2 separate regions of the Homo sapiens genome follow, and region 1 is linked to region 2. Evidence: chromatin contacts called from ENCODE Hi-C or POLR2A ChIA-PET data. All regions are on one chromosome and are shown on one strand. The core of a region is the stretch at or near the end of the contact, and the rest is flanking DNA. Distances in the headings are between cores, read along the strand shown. Region 1 has its middle 21 kb from the start of ACVRL1. Region 2 holds the start of TAMALIN-AS1 (TAMALIN antisense RNA 1).

The links. Hi-C counts contacts between places; a loop is a spot of excess contacts on that map. ChIA-PET counts read pairs that join two places held with the same protein, here RNA polymerase II (POLR2A). Pooled maps may share reads with other maps.
Region 1: a pooled map shows a loop between it and region 2 (4-fold over the local background). The contact joins the enhancer-like site here to the promoter of TAMALIN-AS1 in region 2. A Hi-C loop is called at or near these places in 1 of 168 maps with a recorded cell type or tissue (pancreas) and 3 of 50 pooled maps. POLR2A ChIA-PET finds 5 or more read pairs at or near these places in 3 of 52 experiments (GM12878, Panc1 and endothelial cell of umbilical vein).

The regions. Positions count from the first base shown.
Region 1 is chr12:51,925,268-51,930,849 of GRCh38, reverse strand. No RefSeq gene overlaps it. Among named protein-coding and RNA genes, the nearest start is that of ACVRL1, 21 kb to the right of the region's middle. Within about 2 kb of position 3,934, at least 4 of the 41 ENCODE cell types and tissues checked have a DNase peak (open chromatin) inside an H3K27ac peak, as active enhancers do; they include endothelial cell of umbilical vein, where a contact is called at or near this core.
Region 2 is chr12:52,006,160-52,011,861 of GRCh38, reverse strand. It overlaps TAMALIN-AS1 (TAMALIN antisense RNA 1), which reads left to right and starts at 4,207. Exons shown (of 1, transcript NR_146770.1): 1 at 4,207-5,612. TAMALIN (trafficking regulator and scaffold protein tamalin) reads right to left here and starts at 4,916. Exons shown (of 8, transcript NM_181711.4): 1 at 4,597-4,916; 2 at 2,623-2,672; 3 at 927-981; 4 at 721-823. The coding sequence starts at 4,842. RefSeq lists enhancers at 263-915, 916-1,569, 1,570-2,223, 2,224-2,877, 3,488-4,173 and 1 more and a silencer at 4,946-5,095.

The DNA of each region.
Region 1 (5,582 bases), core at 2,685-5,184, 81 kb after region 2:
AGGATGGAAATCTGCATGTAAGTGAATGCATGTAGCACAAACTTGTGTTGTTCAAGGGTCAACTGTATACCCAGGAATGGTATCATGAGGCCAAATGGCATAGGAATACCCATTTTTACTAAGTAATGCTAAAAAGTCTATGCCAGTTTATACTTCTACAAGAACTGCACAAGAGTTCTTATTCCCCCACACCCTTGACAACTCTTAGCATTATCCACTTTTCTCATTTTGCCATTTTGATGGATGTTAGTTGGTATGTCACTTACATGTACATTTCTCTGATTACTAGTGAGTTTGAGCATTCCATTCTATACTCGTTAGCCATTTGGGCTTCCTCTTTTGTAAATTAACTCTGCATGTCTCTCGCCTGTTTTTCTCTTGGGTCTTACTGATTTGCAAGAGTTTTTTATATATTGTAGATATTAACGCCTCAACAGTTTTAAGGACTGTAAATATCTCCTTCCAGTCTACCATCTATCTATGAGTTTTATTAATTTTTCAATGTTAAATATATATAGTGTATAATTGAAGAGTGAACTGATATAGTCATGTTCATATTTTTTTTTACAGTTTGCACTTCAAGGGTCTTCTTTTTTTTTGAGACAGAGTCCTGCTGTGTTGCCCAGCTGGAGTGCAGTGGCGTGATCTCGGCTCACTGCGACCTCTGCCTCCCGGTTCATGCGATTCTCCTGCCTCAGCCTCCCGAGTAGCTGGGACTACAGGCACCCGCCACCACGCTTGGCTAATTGTTTGTATTTTTAGTAGAGATGAGGTTTCACCATGTTAGCCAGGATGGTCTCCATCTCCTGACCTCGTGATCCACCCGCCTCGGCCTCCAAAAGTGCTAGGATTACAGGCGTGAGCCACCGGCGCCCGGCCAAGGGTCTTCTTTAAGTCTTTCCCCAACCTTGGGTCACAAGGATGTTCTCTTACACTTTCTTTTACTAGCCTTATAGTGTGGCCTTTTACACTTTGGTCCTTAATCCATGTGGAGTCCATCTTTGTAGACGATGTAAGGGAGAGTCCCAACTGCATTTTCTATCTGAACAGTGTTCCAGTATTTCCAACACTATCTAAAAAATCTGGCCTTTCTTCCCCATATTTTAACAGCTTTATTAAGATATAATTTACATACCATACAATTCATCCATTTAAAGCACATAATTCAATGACTTTCAGTATATTCACAGAACTGTAAAACCATGATCACAGTCCATTTTAGAACATTTTCATCACCCCCTCACAAAACCCTGTATTTTTTAGCCATCATCTTCACTTTTTTTCTTTTTTTTTTTGAGACAGGGTCTCACTCCATAGCCCAGGCTGGAGTACAGTGGTGTGATCTCAGCTCACCGCAACCTCTGCCTCCCAGGTTCAAGCAATTCTTGTGCCTCAGCCTCCTGAGTAGCTAGGATTACAGGTGTGCGCCACCACGCCTGGCTAATTTTTGTATTTGCAGTAGAGACAGGGTTTCACCATGTTGACCAGGCTGATCTCAAACTCCTGACCTCAGGTGATCTGCCTGCCTTAGCCTCCCAAAGTGCTGGGATTACAGGCGTGAGCCACAACGCCCAGCCTTCACTAATTTCTGATGCAACCTTTATCACATAACAGTTTTCAGATGCATATGGATTTGTTTCTGAGTTCTTTGTTTTTTGTTTTTTTGTTTTTAAGATAGGATCTCACTGTCACCCAGGCTGGAGTGAAGTGGTGTGATCATGGCTCACTGGAGCCCTAGACTCCCACCCGACCAGCGGGCTCAAGCAATCCTCCCGTCTCAGCCTCCTGAGAAGCTGGGACCACAGGCATGTGCCACCATGCCTGGGTAATTTTTTATTTTTTATAGAGACAGGGTCTTGCGATGTTACCCAGGCTGGTCTTGAACTCCTGGGCTCAAGCAATCCTCCTGCCTCAGCCTCCCAAAGTACTGGGATTACAGACATGAGCCACTGCGCCTGGGTGTTCCTGGGTTCTGTTTCGTTTTGTTTTGTTTTGTTTTTCAGACAGAGTTTTGCTCTTCCACCCAGGCTGGAATGATGTAGCATGATCTCTGCTCACTGCAACCTCCACCCTCCAGGTTCAAGCGATTCTCCTGCCTCAGCCTCCCGAGTAGCTGGGATTATAGGCACCCGCCCCCACGTCTGGCTAATTTTTGTATTTTTAATAGAGACGAGGTTTCACCATGTTGGCCAGGCTGGTCTCGAACTCCTGACCTCAGGTGATCCACCTGCCTTGGCCTCCCAAAGTGCTGGGATTACAGGCGTGAGAGACCGTGCCTGGCCTGTTCCTGGGTTCTTTAACATGTTCTACTTGTCTATTTGTCTACTTGTCTGGTACTATTCTATTTTTCTGTGACTTGTCTTATTGTCTTCTGGGGCAAGTCTCCCCCTTTGCACTTCTTCACAACTGACTTGGCCAAATTCACATTTCCTTTGACCCAGGAATTCCACTTTTTAGAATGTATCTTACAGAAATACTGGAATAAAGGAAAATAATGTATACACAAATTTATTCACTGCAGCCTTGCTTATAATGGCCCCAAACTGGAAAAAAACAAAACTTCCAAAAATAGGGGACTGGTACATTCAAAGAGTGGAATACTACACTGTTTTAATTTTCTGTAGGGACTAATTCTTTCTTTGCTGCCCAGGTTGGACTCAAACACCTCGGCCTCCCAAAGGGCTGGGATTATAGGCATGAGCCACCACACCCGGCCTTTATTTCTTTATTTTAATTTTTTTTTTTCATTCCCACACTACTCCAATGTAGATGCATTGGCTTTTGAATCATGTGAATGCATAACATAGTCAGAAAATAACCCAAAATAAAGAAAATTGACTTAGTTATTCATGAACTTATACTCTTCCATATAAATTTAGAATAAATTTGTCGAATTACTAAAACAACAGGTAGGCTAGGCGTGGTAGCTTGCACCTGTAATCCTAGCTACTCGGGAGGCCCAGGTGGGAGGATGACTTGAGGCTGGGAGTTTGAGGCCAGTCTGAGCAACATCTGAGTAAGACTTCTATCTCTAAAAAAAATTAAAAGTAAAAAAAATTAGCCAGGATGGTGACATGCACCTGTAGTCTCAGCTACCCAGGAGGCTGTCTCAGGAGGATTGTTTGAGCCTAGGAGCCTGTGACCGGCCTAGGTGATATAGCAAGATCCTGCCTCAAAATAAATAAATAAGTAAGTAAGTAAAATCCAACAAAACAGCTGGAATTTTGTTTTTGTTTTGTTTTGTTTTATTTTTTGAGACAGAATCTCACTCTGTCTCCCAGGCTGGAGTACAGTGGTGTGATCTCAGCTCACTGCAACCTCCGCCTCCCAGGTTCAAGCAATTTTCCCACCCCAACCTCCAGAGTAGCTGGGATGACAAGTGCCCACCACCGCGCCTGGCTAATTTTTTGTATCTTTAGTAGACATGAGGTTTCACCATGTTGGCCAGGCTGGTCTCAAACTCCTGGCCTCAAGTGATCTGCCCGCCTCAGCCTCCCAAAGTTCTAGGATTACAGGAGTGAGCCACTGGACCAGGGTAGAACAGCTGGAATTTTGACTTGGATAAAACCCTTTGCTCTTTACTCCTCTGCTCCTTCCACCAAGTGTCAAAAATGCAATGAGAGATGTGAGGGCCTGAAACCAGGATAAGGCCCTAGCTGGGTGGCAACCAGGACTGGAAAACAGTTAAATCAAGAAAATCTCCAAGTTGTATATGCTGGCTGTTGTTTTTCTGTTAAATGCTGGCCACTTAGAACCATCTATTCCACTTTTCTGTGTTTGTCTTACTGTTTTATTAAGGAGTTGCATCTCTGGAGAAGAGGAAGAAAGAATCATTGAATATAAAATCTTTAAAACATCTGTCCATGAGCAATGACTACTTAAAACACCAGTGGCAGGCCTCATCACCCACCTGGTGGCAGGTTATCTCAACTGCAGGCCCAGCGCTTTAGGACAACTACCTTTGTCAAGTTGAACTTACAAATCCAACACAAGAAGGGTGGTAGGGCCTGCCTCGAAAACTTGTTTGCTTTGTTTATTTTTCTAAACATCAGTTCAGCCTCTTGGCCTGAAGGATCATAGATTCCAAATTAGTAGACTCAAAATTAATGAGATTTTCCAGTAACAAGCTTGAGACTAAAATTAAGGAAAATGCACTAATTATAGACTATCTAGCCACCTAACCACCACTTGGATCCAAGCCTCTGGGAGGAGAGGAGGAGGGAAGAGGACGGTCCTCGATTAGACCTGCACTGGACTGTCCTTCCTCTAGGTGCTGCTGCCCATTTCCCTGGCCTGGGGCCTCCCAGCACCCAGTGCTTACTGCCTCAGGGCTCCCATCCTGACCCAGGCCAAGCTGGGTCCCTCTTCTGAGACCTGTGTAAGCCTTCAGGCCAAATTCCTGGAGACTATCAAATAGGGCCCATGGTGGAGGTAGGGGAATCCTTTCTCCTCAGTTCTGGGAAGTGGTATGAGGTGGGGGTGTGGAGTGGGCGGTTCTGGGAGAAGGAAGAGGGGTAGAAAAGGCAGACAAAATGCCCATTATACCCAAGCCTGTCGATTTCCTTTTTTCATGTCTTTATCAGTGTTTGTGACGGAGCTTCTTATCAACAGGAAACGCCTGCCTGAGGGGATGAGGCAGGTCCTGGGGGCTGGACATGGGACAGGGAATTCTGGGTAGTGCGTGGCGGCTGGGCAGCCAGACCAAGTGGTCTCCCCTTTCCCAGGACCCAGTAAGGTTCTCAGGCTCTTTGCCTTGGCATCTGGTGGATCCTTTGATGTACACAGGAAGACAGCACACCAGACATGCCCCAAAGCCAGAGTGTCTACAGGAGGGAGCCCTGGGTGGGGCTCCAGCCCTGACCCTCTGTGATCAAGGAAGGTTGCCAAACAGCTCAAGCTATAATATAGGAATTGTCTTTGCCCCTAGTCTCCACCAATCACCAATCCCCCTCCTTTCCAGATGAGGAGGCCGAGCAACTGGCCAAGGTCCCAGATAACTTAGTGACAGTCACCTCAACTGGCCCTTGTAAGTCTGTTTCTGCATCTGAGCCCTCAGAGGCTGGTGTGTGTGTCGAGCATCCAGGCCTGGGACAATGAGGTACTTGGTACAGACCTCTAGATGAAGAAGAGGAGGGGACTCCAGCACTGACTGACCTCCTACTGTGTGCCAGGTGCTCCAAAAATATTGATCATGAGACTATGATCCTTATCTCTCAGATAAGGCTCCCAGGAGAGGAACAGACTGCAGGTCAGATTTCCCAAGAGGTGAAGATCTAATCTTAGCGCTGAAAATAAATGCCCATGAGGGATGTCTGGGCCAAGCAAGGCTTTATGGGTGGCTGAAAGAAACAGGTTTATCTATCTAGACATCTTTCTTCAAACTGTCAGAAGACTGAATAGAGAAACAGGAACTGGCTGTTCTCCTGGTAGGAGAGGTGGGAAGGGTTTGTGCAGAACAGCAGATGGGTTACCTGACTTCCCATTCCTTACCCTCTTCCTATCAGTTGACCCTGAGCAACCAGATTCTGTTTCTGGTGATGCTGGTAATAAGGAAATTCCCTTGATTTCCCTGCCCATGTGTC
Region 2 (5,702 bases), core at 2,958-5,457:
TGGTGGAGGGGGGATTGATTCATACAGTTTCAGGCTGCCCTTCCTGGAACCTGGGGACTCTAGATCTGCTCAATCCAGGGATCTCCTGCTGAAGCATAATTTCCTTGTTAGAGGAAGTAACATATTGCTTTGGGAGGCAGAGGCAAGAGGAGGATCGCTTGAGCCCAGGAGTTCAAGGTTATAGTGAGTTATGATTACGCCACTGCACTCTAGCCTGGGTGACAGACTGAGGCCCTGTCTCTTAAAAAAAAAAAAAGTTTCTAATTTTTTAAAAGGGAGTAACATCGGTTCCTCAGCACTGGGCCCATTTTGGGGCAGGATTGGCCTGATCCCCAATATCAAACAGACTTAATGGAATGTTGCTTCTTCCCTGGCTCCTGCCCATGCTGACTGCCAGGGTTGCTGGGAGGAATCAGAGCAGCAGCAGCATCATCCACCATTAATTAGGCCCTGGCAGTGTGCCCAGGGAATCCCCTTGCCGCACTGTGATGTTTGGATGCATTATTACCCTCATTTTGTAGATGGGGCTGTGCAAGATCACACAGTACATGGCAAATTTGCCTAGATCCAAAGCCCAGATTCTATCCATTCTTCTTTCTGGCCTTCTCAAAGAAGGAAAAGGAAGAGGAATTGATTTCAGGAGAGATTGCTCACCCCCTTTGCTTGGGAGTAAGGTCATATCCCCTTCCCAGACCTGGGTGTCCTGGGCTCAGGCCCCACCTGGTGTGAGCCCAGCCAGCTGGGCAGGGCTAGACTCATGAACTCGGCAGACAAAGGTCACCATTTCCACACGCTGCTCCTCCCGGTGGTGAAGGCCATAAGTCTGTAATGGACAAGGGGACCCTCAGCCCAGGGTTGGGACAAGTCCGTTCATCCCTCAGGCTGGTCATCCAACCCCCCTGACCCCTGTGTGCAGCTTCTCCCACCTGGATCTCAAAGCCGAAGGTCTGGTTATCCTCCTTCTCCAACGTCAGCACTTTCCTGCAAGAGACACAGGGGTCAAGACAATTAGGATTAAAAGGTGTAGAAGTCCCATAGCTTGGGCCTCCCTGGATATTGGCAACTGGTCTAGAACATTCCAGCAGGACTCTGTCTCCAGTGACAGCTCAGTCTCATCACAGATTATTGGAATGTCTTTCCCATACCCAATTGAAATCAGCCTCATGGAGCCACAGAGAACCAATCCAGCCTCTAGTGGTGGGAGGGAAGCACAGAGAAGGGCCGGTCCCCTGAAGGATGAGCCGGCTGAGTTTTTTAGCCCCATCCCAGCTTTCCAGTGAGCCCTACAGTACCACTTACTGACTAGCTAAGGCCCGAAATTCAGCCACAGCCTGGAGCCTCCTCTGTTCCACAGCTTTGGAGAGAGGACTGGCCCCACCCCCAGAGGCCAGTCACGAGGCTCAGCAAGACCACAGCTGCTCCTCCCAGCTATGCTGGGGCCAGCCCACCAGATGTGGGGGCTGGGGGAGGGGAGCCTCGAGGCCGCCCCTTCCCGCACTGAAGGCCTGCCCGCTGGACACAATGGTCTGGAGCTGCTCCAGATCCTCGCCTGCTGGGGGAGCCCAGAGTTTCCTCTGCCCACTCCCACCCCCTTCCTTCCCGCCCAGCCAGAGGCACAGTTAAAGCAGCCTCCAAAGGCCCCTTCAAGTAGCTCAGCCTCGGAAAGGCCCTGGAGACCAGGCTTCTCCGCTTCCAGCCTGACCCAGAGATTCCCCCAAATGCTGAGCAGCACCTCCCCACTCCAGCTCGAGCCCCTCTCACTCTGAACAGCAGGCCTTTCCCCTCTCTGTACTATTGGGGCAGGGAGCAGGGTGGCTGGGAGTTCCGCGTCTACCCCAATGTTCTAGGGTTTTTTGGAAGGGTCAGCAAACTTTTTCTGCAAAGGGCCAAATGGTAAATACTTTAGGCTTTCTTTGCAGGCCCCTTATGATCTCTGTCATATATTGTTATTTGTTTTTATTTTTACAACTCTTTAAAAATTATTAGCTCAAGGGCCAAACAGGCCAATCTGGCTAGCAGGTCAGTTTGCTGATCCATTTTAGAGAAAGTCAAGCCCAAATCAGGGATGGGACATGAGTAGAGAAGGGAAACTGTGGGGTCCCAGGGCCTGGAGTCAGCACCTACTTCTGCCCACGCTCAGATCCCTCCTAAGAGGGCTGCCACAGGCTGGGACCAGAAGAGGACTGACATTCTGGAGGCAGGGGCAGCCAGCCCCAAGCAGCTGGACACAGCCTGGCTAAGGTCTGGGCCCGTGGGGTTTGCCAAGGCTAGGAGGGCTCAGGGGAGCCCAGGAGGCCTGGGTTAGGACGTTCCCCATAGACTTTGCCTACACCCCCTCCCAACTCCCACATCCGTTCATCCAGATCTCCCCAGGGAGGGGTAACTGGCAGGGACTGGGGGTGTGTTGAAGAGCACCTAATGACTCAAAAGTCCCTACCTCCTTTCTCTGCCACCCCCTTCACACAGCCCTCACCCCCACCTGCCCTCACTCCCAGCGGGGGAGCCATGTTTAAAGGCTAGGAGAATGACTACCCTCGCTAGGCTGAGATGCTGTCCTGGCACCCCCCAACCCAGCACCTCACCCCTTTGGACCATGGCAGGGGCTGGGTGTTGGTGACTCACCGCTGCTGTTCAGGACTCTGGCTGAGATTCTTCCAGCGGAATCCTGAGCCCTGGGCAGTAAGATGGTCAGAAGGAGCAGGTAAGGCGGGACTGTCCTTGAGCAGACACTGAGAGGTTACCCTGGACACAGCGACCCACTTCCTGTCTGCCCCTTCCCAGCTCCACATCCACACCTGTTTTGGTGCTGGTGGAACTATTTGCCAAGTGCCACTACTGGCACCACTCCTCAACTTTCTCTACAGGCCTTACCTTCATACCTGGGACTGCAGGGACACAACCATCCTCCTGGGTTCCAGATCCATGAACCTCTAAGCCCTTGCTGGTTTCCACACTGGCAGCAGGTGGGGAGATCATTATTCTAAAATGGTCTCCACCCCTAGGGCCCATGTCTGTAGAGGCTCAGGCCATCCAGACTCCCAAAGCTGAGGCAGGGGCTCTTCCCCAGTGGGATTCAGAGGATAGGTGTCCCCTGGGCTCACCTATCAAGGTGCTCCGAGGACCTTCTGCCAGTTGGGTCTCTCCATCTAATTTCTCAGCTACAGACAGTGGCTTGGGAGGGCTGGGGTCAGGGACCCTGTCCCGAAGGGCTGGCAATCCCAGCCAGAATGTGGGGTCAGAGGTGCCAGGTCTCCTAAGGTACAGGCCGTTTCAAGGACCAGTTGTGGATCCCAGCTGCAGGTGACCAGCTGTGCCCAGCTATACCTGGGTCTCTCTCTCCATTGCCATATATTTTGTGCTTTCTGGGACAAAACATCTTAGATGTCAAACTTGTCAGCAAGTCTCACTAAAGGACCGAGACTGGGAGTTCTTTAGGGGTGGTGGTGGGGGGTGTGGAGGAAGGATGAGAGATGAAGGTTCCTGTCTCTTCAGGGTCCTTGATAAACTAAAGTAGTCTCTCACCCTCCCTAACTTTTTGGTCCTGGGAGGAGGTCCAGTCCCAGAGCAGCCCTTTTCTTTGGAGCCTGCACAGCCCAGGGCCTTTCTGTTCTGTGCCTTTGCTAACCCTCCCCCAAAGCTGCCCAAGGCAAGGAAGAGAAGGTTCAGAACCAGATTGGCCTCAGGGGTGGGGACAGTTCCCAAACGGCCAGGGAGGAAGGACTGGGCAGCACAGAGAGACCCCTTTGTCTTTCAACATGATTTTCATAAAATGCAAATTCTCAACAAGCTGTTCATTGTGTGGGGGCTAGCTGGGGGCCGGGGCGAAGGAGGGCGGCTGGGTGAGGAAAGGCCACCAGGCCCCTCTTCTTAACCTGGTGTTGTGTAGGTTCTGAGCCTCAGGTCTCCTGGGGCCAGAGGAAGAGGCTGGCAGAGGGGACTCAGAGGTGGGCGCGGCCCGCATCCTTCCTGCCCCGCGGGCGCCCTGCGACCCCTCCCACTGCGTCCGGTTCCGACAGAAGTCCAGGGAGCAGTGGCCCTCGCGCCCCGTACGTCAGACGTGGGGCCAGGCGGCAGGCCCCCAGCCCAGGAATCGGGGAGTCCCCTCGGAAGGGTGTGCTATCCGGAGTCAGCGGCTCCCCACGCACTTCCTCAGAGTGAGAACGCACGCGGCGCAGCCACCGGCCCGCTTCTCCCACCGGGGGCTCTCGGACCTTCAACTTGCCTGGGGCTGTCTCTGTCCCTCGGGCGAGGGGCTCCTGGGGACCCAGGACACCTGGCCACGGGGAGGCGGGGCATGGGGGGCAGAAAGCCAGATGGAGCGGGTAGGAGAAGGGGGGTGCTGGGAGGAGTCAAGGAGGGAGAGAGGGGGCGTGCATGGGGCGCGGAGTTAAGAGCCACCGAGCCTGGGCGCGGTGTGCAGGCGAGGGCCACGGCCTTCGCAGCAGCGGGGAACGCGGGGAGTCGAGGCACCCAGCGGGCCGGGGAAGAAGGTGGGGGACTCCGCGGACGCCGAGGAGAGGGCACTGCGGAGTCAGCAGGCCCTGTAGGGAGTCGGAGAGGGGCTGAGCAGATCCTGAAGGCGGGCGGGGGACGCACCTTTCGGCGGGGCAGGGTGCCCCCGGACACGGCGAGCGCGCGGTACAGCTCGGCAGGGTGATAGTCCTCCAGCGCCGCGTACAGCTCGTCCGCTGGGGGCCCAGGGGTGGCGGCTGCGGCAGGGGGTCCCGGGGTCGGGACCGGAGCGGCGGGCGCGACTTCCGAGTCGGGAGTCCGGGCGGCGGGGTCCGGGGTGGCCGCCGCCTCCTCCTTCTGCTGCAGCTTCCTGAGTCGGCGGAGGGTCATGGCTCCGGCGCCGGACGCCCCTCAGAGACGGCGCTGGCTCCCCTCGGCGGGGCTGGCGGCGGCTGGGGGATGCCAGCCGGGCGGGCCGCGGGTCGCCTCCCTTTATAGGCTCCGAGAGCGGGGCGGGGTTGGGGGCGGGCGGGGAGCTGCCTCGGGTGGCCTCGCCCCCAGCACGGAGGACCCTCCCCGCGAGGCGCCGCCGCCCTGGAGCCCCGCCCACGGCGCTCGACGGCCGGGGAAACTGCGGGAGCTGGGCGCTCAGTGGGGGAAAACGAGCCGCGGACGCGAAGGGGCGGGATGAGGCCCCCGGGGCGGGGCTCGGGGCTCGGGGCTGCGTGATACCTGGAGGGGTCTGTGAAGGGACATTGCGCAAGGTTTGAAATTTAGGGACGAATAGCTCTGGCGATTCATGGAGTGGGGCACGGTAAGAGGTCACTGTAAGAAGCCTGGGGAGTCGGGGAGGTAGGGAGAGTCACGGAGATCCAAGGGGCTGCAGGAGACTCCAGGGCAGGGAGAGCGGCAGCGGGGCTGCGCAGGAGTAGGGGTGGAGGCCCGATGGAGGAGGGAGGAGACTCCCTGAACTCACTGCGCAGAAGCCCCCAGGGAGGGAGAGGGCCCAGGATTTTCCCTTGACGCAGCTGCCCCAGAAGAGCTGAAAGAGGCTGCCCCCTGTTCGCACGTCTAGGAAGAAGGGAAGAGGTGGAAACCCTGAAAGCAGTAGGCTTAGTTCTGGCCTGTCCCCTCCAAGGGGCTTGAGTGATCCCTGCTGGCAACACCTTTCCTCAGCTCCTGATGCCGGGGTCAGATCCCCCTTCCCAGGAGACAGACGCTTACTGTGGACTTGACTCAGGAGGTTGGGA